Regions from separate parts of the Homo sapiens genome. Here region 1 is linked to region 2. A link is a loop called in an ENCODE intact Hi-C map of the cell type or tissue named here. Cell type or tissue: adrenal gland. All regions are shown on one strand. Each heading gives the region's core, and the rest is flanking DNA. Links, peaks and the distances in the headings are about the cores only.

The links. A loop is a pair of places that touch in the nucleus more often than their neighbours do. Peaks named below come from ENCODE experiments on the same cell type or tissue, not always from the same donor. Only the 100,000 strongest peaks of a DNase experiment are listed, where the experiment ranks them.
Region 1: it touches region 2 in a loop (7-fold over the local background); 28 of 110 quality-filtered maps call a loop at or near these places.

The regions. Positions count from the first base shown.
Region 1 is chr9:84,262,939-84,269,355 of GRCh38, reverse strand. No RefSeq gene overlaps it. Among named protein-coding and RNA genes, the nearest start is that of SLC28A3-AS1, 12 kb to the left of the region's middle. In adrenal gland, for the core only: no CTCF peak of the experiment used is centred there; DNase peaks (open chromatin) are centred at 2,975 and 3,375.
Region 2 is chr9:84,312,712-84,319,128 of GRCh38, reverse strand. It overlaps SLC28A3 (solute carrier family 28 member 3), which reads left to right. Exons shown (of 18, transcript NM_001199633.2): 2 at 5,675-5,770. Among named protein-coding and RNA genes, the nearest start is that of SLC28A3, 25 kb to the left of the region's middle. In adrenal gland, for the core only: a CTCF peak has its summit at 3,657 (motif pointing right); a DNase peak (open chromatin) is centred at 3,735.

The DNA of each region.
Region 1 (6,417 bases), core at 2,349-4,848, 50 kb after region 2:
AAGAGTGAAGTAGGCAAAATTTTCTCCTATAAAGGAGAAATTGCTAGAAATGGAACTGCTGAAACTTAGTGCATGTACATTTGTAATTTTGAAATAAATTGACAACTTGTCCTCCATGAAGATTTGACTAATTGATATTTCCACCAACCATACACAGTGCAGTATTTAACTAAACTTTTAGTTTATAAAATGCAAAGGAAATGGTACCTCAGTGTTGTTTTAATTTACATTTCTCTTGTTTAATGAGGTTGGACATCTTTCTGCATGTTTAAGAGCCATTTGCCTGTCCTCTTCTTTGAACAGTCTATTCCTACCCTTATTCATTTCTGTATTGGTAAGGTTGTCTTTTCCTCAGACATTAATAGGTGCTATTTATCTGTTAGGAAGCATAACACTTTATCTGTGGCATGAATTGCAAATATTTCCTCCATATTGCCATCTGTACTTTTATTTTTTTGTAGTTCTTTTTTGCCATGTAGAAGTTTCCACATGTAAAGTAAATTTATCTGTTTAGGCCAGGAGCAGTGGCTCACACCTATAATCCTAGCACTTTGGGAGGCAGAGGCAGGAGGATTGCTTGAGTCCAGAAGTTGGAGACCAGCATGGTGAAACCCCATCTCCACAAAAAAAAAAAAAAAAAAAAAAATCCAGGCTTGGTGGCAAGCGCCTGTAGTGCCAGCTACTCAGGAGGCTAAGGTGGGAGGATGGCTTGAGCCCCAGAGGTGGAGGTTGCAGTGAGACATGACCCCACCACTGCACTCTAGCCTGAGAGACACAGCAAGACTCTGTCTCAAACAAACAAAAAAAATTTCCATACTTAAATATATCAATCTCTTTTATTATGGCTTCTAGATTTTGTGTCATAGGAAAGCCATCCCCACTCTAAAGTCATAAAGAAATTTTCTCATCCTTTCTAGTAGAACTTTTGTGGTTTCACTTTTCATATTTGTCTTTGATCCATTTGGGATTTGTCCTCCTAAATGGTGTGAGATATGGCTTCAGATTTTTTTTTTTTTTTTTTTTACATTTTTTTCTAGATGGTTGTCCCAATATCACTTATTGAATACTGGTACAGCTGGCCTCAGTAACCATAGGTTCTGCATCCTTGGATCCAACCTTGAATAGAAAATGTAGCTAGGCCTGCAATGGTTATGTCTGTACTGAACATGTAGAGACTTTTTTTCTTGTCATTGTTCCCTAAATGATACAGTACAACAACTATTTACATAGCATTTACATTGTATTAGGTATTGTAAGTAATCTAGAGATGATTTACCGGAGGATGTGCCTACATTATATGCAAATACTATGCCATTTTATGGCCTCCTGGGGTTTTGGTATCTGAGGGGACTCCTGGAACCAATCCCCCAGGAATACCAAGGGATGACTGTCATCCCTTTTATCATTAAGTCCCCTGTATTGGGATTATGTGGACTTTCTGCTCTGTTCTATTGGTCTGTCTGTTTGCTCCAGTGAACATTAACTGTTTGATCTTTAAAATGAAGATTATAATATCTACCTGAGAGAACTGGCCTTAAGAATTAAATGAGGCCAAGCATGGTGGCTCATGCCTGTAATCCCAGCACTTCGGGAGGCCAAGGCGGACAGATCACCTGAGGTCGGGAGTTCGAGACCAGCCTGACCAACATGGAGAAACCCCGTCTCTACTAAAAATACAAAAATTAGCCAGCCGTGGTGGCGCATGCCTGTAATCCCAGCTACTCGGGAGGCTGAGGCAGGAGAATCGCTCAAACCCAGGAGGCGGAGGTTGCGGTGAGCTGAGATCGCACCATTGCACTCCAGCCTGGGCAACAAAAGCGAAACTCCGTCTCAAAAAAAGAAAAAAAGAATTAAATGAATGTGTAATGTTTGGCCCATAGAAGAGTTCAATAAGTTTCTGCGGAAAATTTTGCCTACTTCACTCTCATACAAAGAAATGCAGATACCCAGATTGTTCACAGATAATCATGGTTCAAAGATTAGCTTTTTCATTCCACTCTGAACTAAAGGCTCCTTTACATAAACTAAAGGCAGATAATGATTTTATCAATGATCTCCATAATAGGTTTAAGGTGGTTTTAGTGAGTTGTTCACTAACCTACTTTGAAATGAAATTCCTAGGGCCATTAATCCCCTGAAACTTGTTTGCCAAAGCAAATTACCAGACAAGACTGGGTTTGAATCCTGGTTTAGCCACTTATCTCTGAGATTCTGTTTCCTTATTATCAAAAGAGGGATAATTATATCTCCTCCTATTCTGAAAAATATTGAGATAATAATATAAGAAAAGTAGCTAGTACTGTGCTTGTCATATAGTATATGTTCAGCAAATGTAGCTTTAACAAATTTTTGTTATCATTATCATGTTCTTTGTTGTAATCATTAAAGATGATGGTTTTGGGTGGATGAAGACAAAAGGAGGGTAATAAACACTAAAACAGGAAAGAAAGAAAGAATAATCAGAATACTAAAATCAAAACTACTTCCAAAACTAAGGTGTATCGATAGAAGGATAGAGGAATATACAACAACGATAAACAATAAGTGATAAATCAGGTAAAATGTTAATGATAGAATCTAAATTTACACAATAAAACTCCTTCGAATTTGCCGTATGTTTGAAATTTGTTATAGTAAAATATTAGGAAAAATTAAAGGCTACCATTGCTTACTCCCTCTAGTCCTAATTTCACCATAACCCCCAAAAACGCTCAAAGGTAAAGGATAATTGATTTTCCTTTAATCTTGATATTTCATATAGAGTGGAGAACTTGTCATTTGCCTCCTGGCCAATTTTTCAAGCTGTCTTTGTGAATGTGATTCACTCCCTTCCCCTAAGATTCATACTTTCTATTTCCTGCTGGTCAAACTGACAGCTCCAATTTACACACACCTGCCATGAATATACTAATGTCCCAGAATCTCCCCTCCCTTCCTGTTTCTCTCAAGCCACCAACTCCCAGAGTCCAAACAGCTTCGTACCAGGAAACCGTAGAGTGGAAGTTGGGGTTTAGAATTGAAAGCCCTGTTTCCAAGACATTTGGAAAGCGAAAGTCAACTGCAGTTTTCTCCTGTTGCTATGACACAGGTGAACGTAGAGTCGCTAGCCTGGAAACTGACAGACAGGGATCAGGATGCACTGGTTGCCATGGAGAGAAGAAAACTAAGGATGTTTTCTCCATGCCCATTGGTGCCTGGCATATCAGGTGACCAGAGCTGCCAGAGAGTGCTAAGAGCCCCTCATCAAATCATTAACCTGTAAGTTCACATTCAGTTGTGTGCAATGGGTCTGTGGGCCCAGCTTCATAAGAGATTGTGCGGGGAGAACAGAAATGCCGGACATTTCAGCATCCTAGACAAATAAAGTATCTAAACCAAACCCTGTATTTTTTAATGACTTGTTCATATTCTTTTTCAAAGGAAGGTTTAATTTACTCCATTTTGAAATGTTGTTCAACTTTGGGCAATCAGCATCCGCTAGTTCAATATTTGTCAAAACGCTGTTCCCAAGCCATCTGTTAAATCAGAAGAATATCTGGGGTGTGGAGCCCAGGCATCTGCAGTTTTAACTACATCCCTAGGCAAACTGATGTTTGACAAGTACTGCTCTAGTCTAGCTATCTAACTTTAAAATCTCAGAGCAAAACAACTCTAGCCAGTAGCATCCAAACTTTTCACTGCCCCATATCCTTTTTGTCATGTCCCTCCATCTCCAAGGCACCTTAAGAGTCCCATTCTTTGAGAGGTGTTTGTCTGCCAAACAAAATGTGTGTATTGGAGAAATCGGCCGGGCACGGTGGCTCAAGCCTGTAATCCCAGCACTTTGGGAGGCTGGGGCAGGCGGATCACCTGAGGTTGGGAGTTCGAGACCAACCTGACCAACGTGGAGAAACTCCATCTCTACTAAAAATACAAAATTAGCCGGGTGTGGTGGCGCATGCCTGTAATCCCAGGTACTTGGGAGGCTGAGGCAGGAGAATCGCTTGAACCCAGGAGGCAAAGATTGCAGTGAGCCGAGATAGCACCATTGCACTCCAGCCTGGGCAACAAGAGGGAAACTCCATCTCAAAAAAAAAAAGAAAAAAGAAATCATTTTCCCCCTTTTTAAGTCAAAGACTTACATGACTGCCAGCCTGATTAGATGAGAGAGGCAGTGTTAAAATATTATATTGACAAAAATGTACTTCAAACCAAGGAAAGTTTATCTTCACCTGCAGATTCAGCTCAGGTGGATGTATATTGCTCATTAGAGTTTCAGAGCTAAAGAAAGTAGCTCAAGCTCACTGGCACTTTCAGAGATAAAGAAAGTAGCTCAAGCTCACCGCTAGTGTCTTTTTGGAGAGCAAGTGATCTGGGCATCTCAAATTGTGATCTACAGAAACTGTTAAATAATTCCATTGCATCAGAGAGCCTGTTCTGAGATTCTGCAGACTCACGTTAAACAGAAGGAGTAACAGGATCCATCCTCCTCCTAAGGAATTTAAACTTATTTATTCATTCATTTACTTATAACCACCCTTTCCCCAGTGTGGACAGAACTTAAAGTGATTTGCAAAGACCCATAAAATAATCTGAATTACAAATTGATGTAGCACAGCCTGCTACTTGTCTCCTAATAGCCCATCTCCATTTCCTCTGCAGTATTGAGACTGCTCATTTTCAGCCAAAATACATGGTTGCCCACCTTTCCCAGCTGTTCTCATAGCTAGGTGTACTCAGGTGACTAAGGTCTGGTCAATGGGATGTAAATGTCAGTTGCATGCGCAACTTCTAGAGAGCATCCCTTAAAAGAAGGTTTAATTGTGTCCCTCTTCTCTCCCATTCTCCTTCCTGCTGGCTGGATGTTGGACATGATAGCTGGAGCCACAGCAGCCCATCTTGTACCATGAGTTGAAAGCTGGGTGTTGAGGACGGCAGTGCAACACATAAGAGGTCTGGGTTCCTAATAATTCTGGAGCTGCCATTCTAAACTTGGACCACCTACTCAGAGAGAAAAAGAAGCTTCTCTCTTATTTAAGCTACTGGTATTTTGTGTTTTCCATTCCCCACAGCCAAGCTTAATCCTCACTACTAATGCAAGTGAGACAAAAAAAGAAAATGGCAACATATAATAGAGTAAGAAATAAACAACACAAAAATATATACCATAAAAACCATATATATTTGCTATTAATGAGTCGCAAATTTAGATTCAAGCCTTCTAGTGGTTGACGTGGCTTAAAACTTTTAAGAACACAGCTCTTGGGATCATATGCTTATTTTTTAAATTTCTCAAAAGAAATACTACTATTCCTGATGTTAAAAACAAACAAATTTATTCTGAATTTTTATAAAGAGGGCATCTATCATTTAATGTAATTAACAACAACTGAAACTACTTCCTTATAGTAGAAACAACGTGTTTCGTGATGTTCTTCAGTATAGGTCAGGAGAATCAAAGTGAAGATGATTTGAAATCGCCCCGTGTAGCTGTTCATGTGCTACACTAAATTGAATTCTTTCTTTCTTCATCCCTTGCAAACACTAGCTAGGCAGTGACTTACACAGGTAACTGGTGGGAGGATAAGAAAGTGGCTTAAGAAGCCAAATTGTTATAGAATCAACCCACATCAGTGTTGTCTACCACCAGCTCCAGTACCAGCATCACCAACGAGAAAAGGATAGAATAGCCATGTCCTCCCTTCCACAAAGGGTACCCCATTCAACTTTTCCATTTTTGGCTTATTTTCTCCTTTAATACATTCAATGTTACTTACATTTAAATTTTCTAGGTTATTTTAAACGTATTAAAAGCCATGTAGGCTAGGCACGGTGGCTCATGCCTGTAATCCCAGCACTTTGGGAGGCCGAGGCGGGCAAATCACCTGAGGTTGGGAGTTCGAGACCAGCCTGGCCAACATAGTGAAAACTCTTCTCTACCAAAAATACAATAATTAGCTGGGCATGGTGGCGGGCGCCTGTAATCCCAGCTACTCAGGAGGCTGAGGCAGGAGAATCACTTGAACCCAGAAGGTGGAGGTTGGAATGAGCTGAGATCCTGCCACTGCACTCCAGTCTAGGCAAGAGAGTGAGACTCTGTCTCAAAAAAATAAATAAATAAAAATAAAAGCATGTGTCTTTGCACGCACATGCATGTAGGAGGAGGAGAAACTCAATGTGTGATATTTTACTTCTACTGTCTGCATATTTCTAAATATAAAATACAGGTAGATATGAACAAAACTCAGATACATAAGGCATAGGAAACAAAAAATATAAATATTTAACTTAGGATTCATGCACCTCAACTGTGAATACAAAGTGGCAAGCATCAGCAATTTATGTCTCATAAAGGAAACCAGAATGGATCCCAACCCAGAGGCAGTGACAGGCATCCCTGAAGCCACGGGATACATTTTCAGCAAATTTAAGCACTTA
Region 2 (6,417 bases), core at 2,237-4,736:
TCCTACGTTTTCTTTTCCTTCCCCTTCAAGTAGCCTTCTAATGATTTTTTCTACTTTGGCAGAGGACATAATGTTTATAATTTGTTCTAGAATCATAATCCCTGGAATCATCTTAGATTTTATTATCAAATAGATTCAAAATGTACTAACTCTCTTTTTTTCATAATTTCTCCGTTTATCATTTGTATGGCTTCTTCCTCTAGCAGTTTCTTCAAGAAAGCTCATGGAAACCATATTCCTTTTTCTTTTTTTTTTTTCTGAGACAGGGTTTCACTTTTGTTGCCCAGGCTGGAGTGCAATGGCACAATCTCAGCTCACTGCAACCTCCGCCTCCCAGATTCAAGAGATTCTCCTGTCTCACCCTCCCGAGTAGCTGGGATTACAGGCACAGGCCACCACGCCCGGCTAATTTTTGTATTTTTAGTAGAGATGGGGTTTCATCATATTGGTCAGGCTGATCTCAAACTCCTGACCTCAGGCGATCCAACCTCCTCAGCCTTCCAAAGTGCTGGGATTACAGGGGTGAGTCACCACGCCCGGCCTGGAAACCATATTCTATGAGGACTCACATGTTTAAACTTTCTTAAAACTCTTATTATAAACCTTCCTTTAAGTTTTCTCCTTCGGGTACAGCACTCCCTCTCTTTCCCCTTTCCCTGACATTCCCATACATATGGGTTTCCTCTGCCTCCTGGCTCACAAAGTTCCCAAGGGAAGAATGTTAACAGTGTTCTGAAGCCATAGACATTGCTAGTGTTACAGCCACTCACAGCAGCATACAGAGACTTGACTTCTTGCACCCAATCCAAAGATCCCTCAGCATTGAAAGGTAACAGTGAGCCCCAGGCTGCCCACTGGGTCTCTTGCCACAGGTACTGCTGCTCCTTACCTGGCCTCTAAACCCACACAGGCAGGCAGGTAAAACAAGAACATCTCTGGGGAATGGTCTAGCTAGTGCCCATTAACTCACACTAAGGATTATGCACACCCGAGACTTGAGCCAGAAAGTTACATGAACCAAGTGAGTCAAGACCAATAGATAACGATCAAGGACTTCTAAAATACAGTCTTTGAAAATGCAATCATTCCTAGGCAAAATCCATGCAGTCGAAGAATAACATTTAGAGAAAGGGCCTTAAAACATTTGACATTGGTAGATGGTAAGAGTAAAAAAAGAGTTGAAGTGGGGTATGATCCCAAACAATTTTGAGAGATCAGATTCACCAAACAGATGTTGATTTTGATAAGTCTAATTTCAAATACAGAGGACAACACGACTGTAAATGCCCCAGAACAAGCGAGAAGCAAACTAAACCATGAAATTAACTTAATAGTCAATGAGCACTTACTATGTGTGCCACTGGATGGAGCCACCCAACTTTGTTAGGTAGGTACTGCCTCCATTCCCACAAGAAGCAAGACCACTGAATGAGTGCAAGACCACTCATGCAATTTGCTCTGGCAACCAGGCCAGAGCAAATTCTATAGTGAAGAAAGGCTCTCCTAGCACAGTGGTGGTACCTCTGCAGCAGAAAAACCCCCACCACAAGAACTGAGAAATGGAAGCCAGGCTGTGTGATTACAGCACAGTGCCAGGGAGAGGCTGAAGAATGTCAAACCAGCCATGATGACAAGACATGTCCACAGAGGCAGGAGTCCCCACCCATGTTACTCAAAGGATATATTCCACTTAAAACCAGCGTACAGGGCAGGAAGACCACTATTGTGGCTTGAGAAATGACCACAGAGCCTAGGTGTAGCTAAAAGTGGCCACAAGCTTCTCTGGAACTTTCAACACTTCTATAATTTATACCTTTGTCTTTTAATATCTGGAGTTCAAATCAGGCTTTCTAAGTTCTAATTTCCAAACGGAATTTAATTCCTAGGCACACTACTGTGTCTTTTGATCTTCACCAGGCCCAAAGAATCACTCCTCTATAGGCACAAGATGGTCTGGGGAGGGACAGTCTGGGCTGAGATTCTACCCCAGCCATTTCTGGCTACACAACCCAAGTCAAGTGATTTACTTATCTTTGCCTCAGTTTCCTCATCTGTGAAAATGTGGATCATGGTACCCACCTCATAGGCCTCTTGGAGTTGTTGTTGTTGTTGTTGTTGTTGTTGTTTTGAGACGGAGTCTTGCTCTGTCGCCCGGGCTGGAGTGCACTGGTACGATCTTGGCTCATTGCAACCTCCACTTCCCTGGTTCAAGCGATTCTTCTGCCTCAGCCTCCCAAGTAGCTGGGACTACAGGTGCCCGCCACCACGCCCAGCTAACTTTTGTATTTTTAGTAGAGACGAGGTGTTACCATATTGGCCAGGCTGGTCTCGAACACCTGACCTCATCATCCGCCCGCCTTGGCCTCCCAATGTGCTGGGATTACAGGCATAAGCCACCACGCCCAGACAAGAGTTTTACACAGTGTCTCCTGCCTACTAAATACTGTATCATTTGGTGCAAAATAAAAGCAAAAACCAAAAGTAACAAGAGAAAAGTTAGTTTCATCCCAATAAAGTTGAGGTGGATGGTACAGAGCCGGGGTGAGCCTCCTGCTCAAGGCTTCCAGGGACCCAAGTTCCTCCCAACTCAGCACCCTGACATCACAAGGATGTGGGCCTTGTATCCATGGTCCAGTTGGAACCATCCTCACACTGGGCAGCAAGACAGAGGAAATGACAAAAAGGAACAAGTGCACCTGCCAGCCATCCCTGGCGGAACATTCCCCGAGCTGCCCCCAACAGGGCACCCTTTCTACTTTCATTTCGTTGCCAGAACTTAGTTGCAAGGGAAGCTTGGATATGTAATCTTTTTCCTAGGTGACCATGTGTCAGCTAACATTCTTTGAAAAGGGATACCACAAATAGGGGAGTCATTTTAGAAATTTCCAGTGTTCTAGAAGTTATTATATGGTTTAGAAAGTGAATGAAAGGAAGAAAATAAAAATGCCTCTGTCCATCTCTGCCTCCCTCTAATAGCCACATAGAAAGTGCAAGATCAAAGAAATGGTGGGAAACAAACCCCAGGCACAATGTACTCCTGGTTACTAGGCTGTCCCTTCAAAGGGGGCTCAATCAGGACCCTCATCTTTTAGCACACCTAACAACTAAAACTAACTAGAGAAATTAAATGTGTAAGCTGTAAACGGCCTAGACATACTCACAATGCAATTCCCTCACCTTTCTTACACATTCAACAGAGGGATAGATTTTACCATGAGAACGCAGTCGTGGTTGTAGGGCGTTAAGTGTGCAAAGGTATTTAGTAATGTGAGTTGCTAAATAAATGGAAAGAAACATTGAGCTAAGACATTATCTGGGGCCCCATATCACAGCCCCACGACTCTAATTTAAAAAGAAGAAGAAAGACAGTTGTCTTAATGGTCATTTTCCAGGTACCAGTCAATATCCACAATAACCCCACTAATTCTGTTGGAAATCCTCAAGTGGGAGATATTGTTCTTCCAGAAAATACTAAAAGGCCAAGGCGTATACTCTGTTGGGGGCCAAATAAGACTATTACACAGTGGAGAACAAAACCACACGTGCTCTTGTTGCCACTTAAAGGAGTGCCCACTCTATCCCTCAACACACACACCTTCCACTTTCATTAACTTTAAAAACGTAGGATCCACCCGTGTTCCACCAGTAGTTTTCAGATCCTGCCACCAGGTGGCAGGAGGAATCAACGTCAAGAAGCTGAATCTCCTAATAGAATTAGAAAATGTCAGGATTCCGTAAGGATCCGCAAGAACCCCAAATCCAAACTGTGTTGTATGAATGAGGGAGTTAAGGCTTGAGAGAATGTGGCCTGCTCAGTAGGGACCCTAAGGACTAGCCCCTCAGTGACCTGTGTTCTGTTACTCCACCAATTCATGTTTGGTTTTATTTTTAACTTAGTATTAAGGAACATTTTAGCATCCACCAAAGTAGGAGAATAATAAAATGATTCTCCGGGTACCTGTCAGCCAACTTCAGCAATTAGCAACATTCTGTCATCTTCCCATACTATGTATATTTTTTCTTTTCATGCTGTTTGTTTGTTTGTTTTTTGAGACTGAGTCTCGCTCTGTCGCCCAGGCTGGAGTGCAGAGTGGTGTGATCTCAGCTCACTGCAACCTCTGCCTCCCAGGTTCAAGCAATTCTCCTGCCTCAGCCTCCCAAGTAGTTGGGATTACAAGCACCTGCCACCACGCCCAGCTAATGTTTGTATTTTTAGTAGAGACGGGGTTTCACCATGTTAGCCAGGATGGTCTCAATCTCCTGACCTCGTGATCCGCCCACCTTGGCCTCCCAAAGTGCTGGGATTACGGGCGTCAGCCACCACACCCAGCCCATGCTGTATTTTTATACCAAGAACCCAAGGGTACTACATTGCTGTGCTAATGCAACATTAAAATTACTGTGGGTCATTAATTCAAAACATTGTTAGTGTCTGCTATATGCAAAGAACTGTAGGATATAAGCAACTGTAACAAAAAAGGAAGTATGGCACAATACTTTGATGCATGAATCTTGTACTGTAACTTTTTTTTCATGTTTATTCATTCTTGTGTTTCAGTAAGTAGAAAATGCAATACAACTTGGAATTGCAATATTTGCTGGATTCCTGGGGCCAGTCAGAGATCTAAGTTAAAATTAGAGTCATACACTTGGTCTTTGAAGATGCAGTCATAGTCGTTGGGCTAACAGAAGGCATTTCCTGACACCATTTATCCATTACCTCACTCTAGAAAACGGCAAGTTGAAATGAGATGGGAGAAATATTAGATACCTCAAAAAAGATAAAAGAGACAGGAGACAGGTCCAGTGTTTGTCACTTCTGGAAACAGCAGCTGAGGGGTCCGGACGGCCCTATAAGAGCAAATCTCGTTCAGTTCCTTAAAGTAAAATCAAGACAGCCTCACACACACACAAAAAAGGGCATTTTTCTTATGACCATTACTGCCAGAGATTGCTTTAAACCAAAAAAAACCCATTTCAACATTTCGTAAATCTAACATCTAAGAATAAGGCTATTCAGCCTATGGTTTACCACGTTTTAGTTCATTTTATAAGTTGAAAATCAGTGTGATGTGATAGAAAGGAGAGTGGAAACCTGCCCCTGGTCCCAGCTCTGCCTATTGGAAAGTTATCAGGCCGAGATGAGGGCAATTGTCCTCATTCCTCTCTTCCCCTGGACCACTTTTGTATCAGAACAAAACAAAGCAAAAGTCATATGTTTCTTTTCTTTACTTTCTTTTCTTTTCTTTTTTTTTTTTTTCAGGTAGAGTCTTGCTGTGTCTCCCAGGCTGGAGTGCAGTGGCATGATCTGCCTCTGGGGCTCAAGCAATTCTCCTACCTCAGCCTCCCAAGTAGCTGGGATTATAGGTGCACAACACCACGCCCAGCTAATTTTTATATTTTTAGTAGACACAGGATTTTGCCCAGGCTGGTCTCCCCTCCCACTTCGGCCTCCCATCATGCTGGGATTACAGGTACGAACCACTGTGCCCAGCCGATCATCTGTTTCTTTACAAGCCCAGGATTTGTCAGCTGTTTGTTGAATCGGATGCTTCATCTGAACACCTAATCTTTGTTTGTCTCATCCTCCAAATTCCTCTAGGTATTTTTCATGAAAGAACATCTGTCTTTTGGCTGTAACTTTTTATTTTTTCAATCTGCACTTTTTTCTTAGAATGAAGAAAACTTTCTTGAGAACGAGAACACATCAGGAAACAACTCAATAAGAAGCAGAGCTGTGCAAAGCAGGGAGCACACAAACACCAAACAGGTACAGCAAGACTGTGGTGCATGACTCTAGTACCATGGCAGCCGCTGCGCAACAGGCACCTGAGAACAGTGGGCACAGAAAGCATGGCGCCCCACTGGCACGCAGAGGAACAGATTAAGTGGTAATTAAAGTGTGTGGGGGCATAGTCGTAAAGAAAACACACACGCCCAAACAAAGAGATTTTGTTTTTATCCACCTGTCCTCAGAGTTCCCTGATGGGAAGCATCACTTCACTATTAGGAGTTCCAAGCTCCATCTCAAGGAAAAAGGCATTGGCTTAGACAAAAGCATCTGAGCTTTAACGTAAATGACAGAAACAAGAGGAACCCTCTACTATGGTTCTGAATCTGGGTCCATCATGCACTCGCATTCCTTAGTAGCTTTATACCAGTCCGAGGGACTCTTGCTTAATTTCACTTACATGTTGAATTCTGGACAGGAGTTTATTTAAAGATGGCTTCCTGTTGCCAAAAAGGTGAACAAATTACCCATGTAGGTCACCCCTTAAAAGGTAATTCAGGGCCGGGCACGGTGGCTTATGCCTGTAATCCCAGCACTTTGGGAGGCTGAGGTGGGCGGATCACTTGAGGTCAGGAGTTCAAGACCAGCCTGGCCAACATGGTGAAAACCCATCTCTACTAAAAATA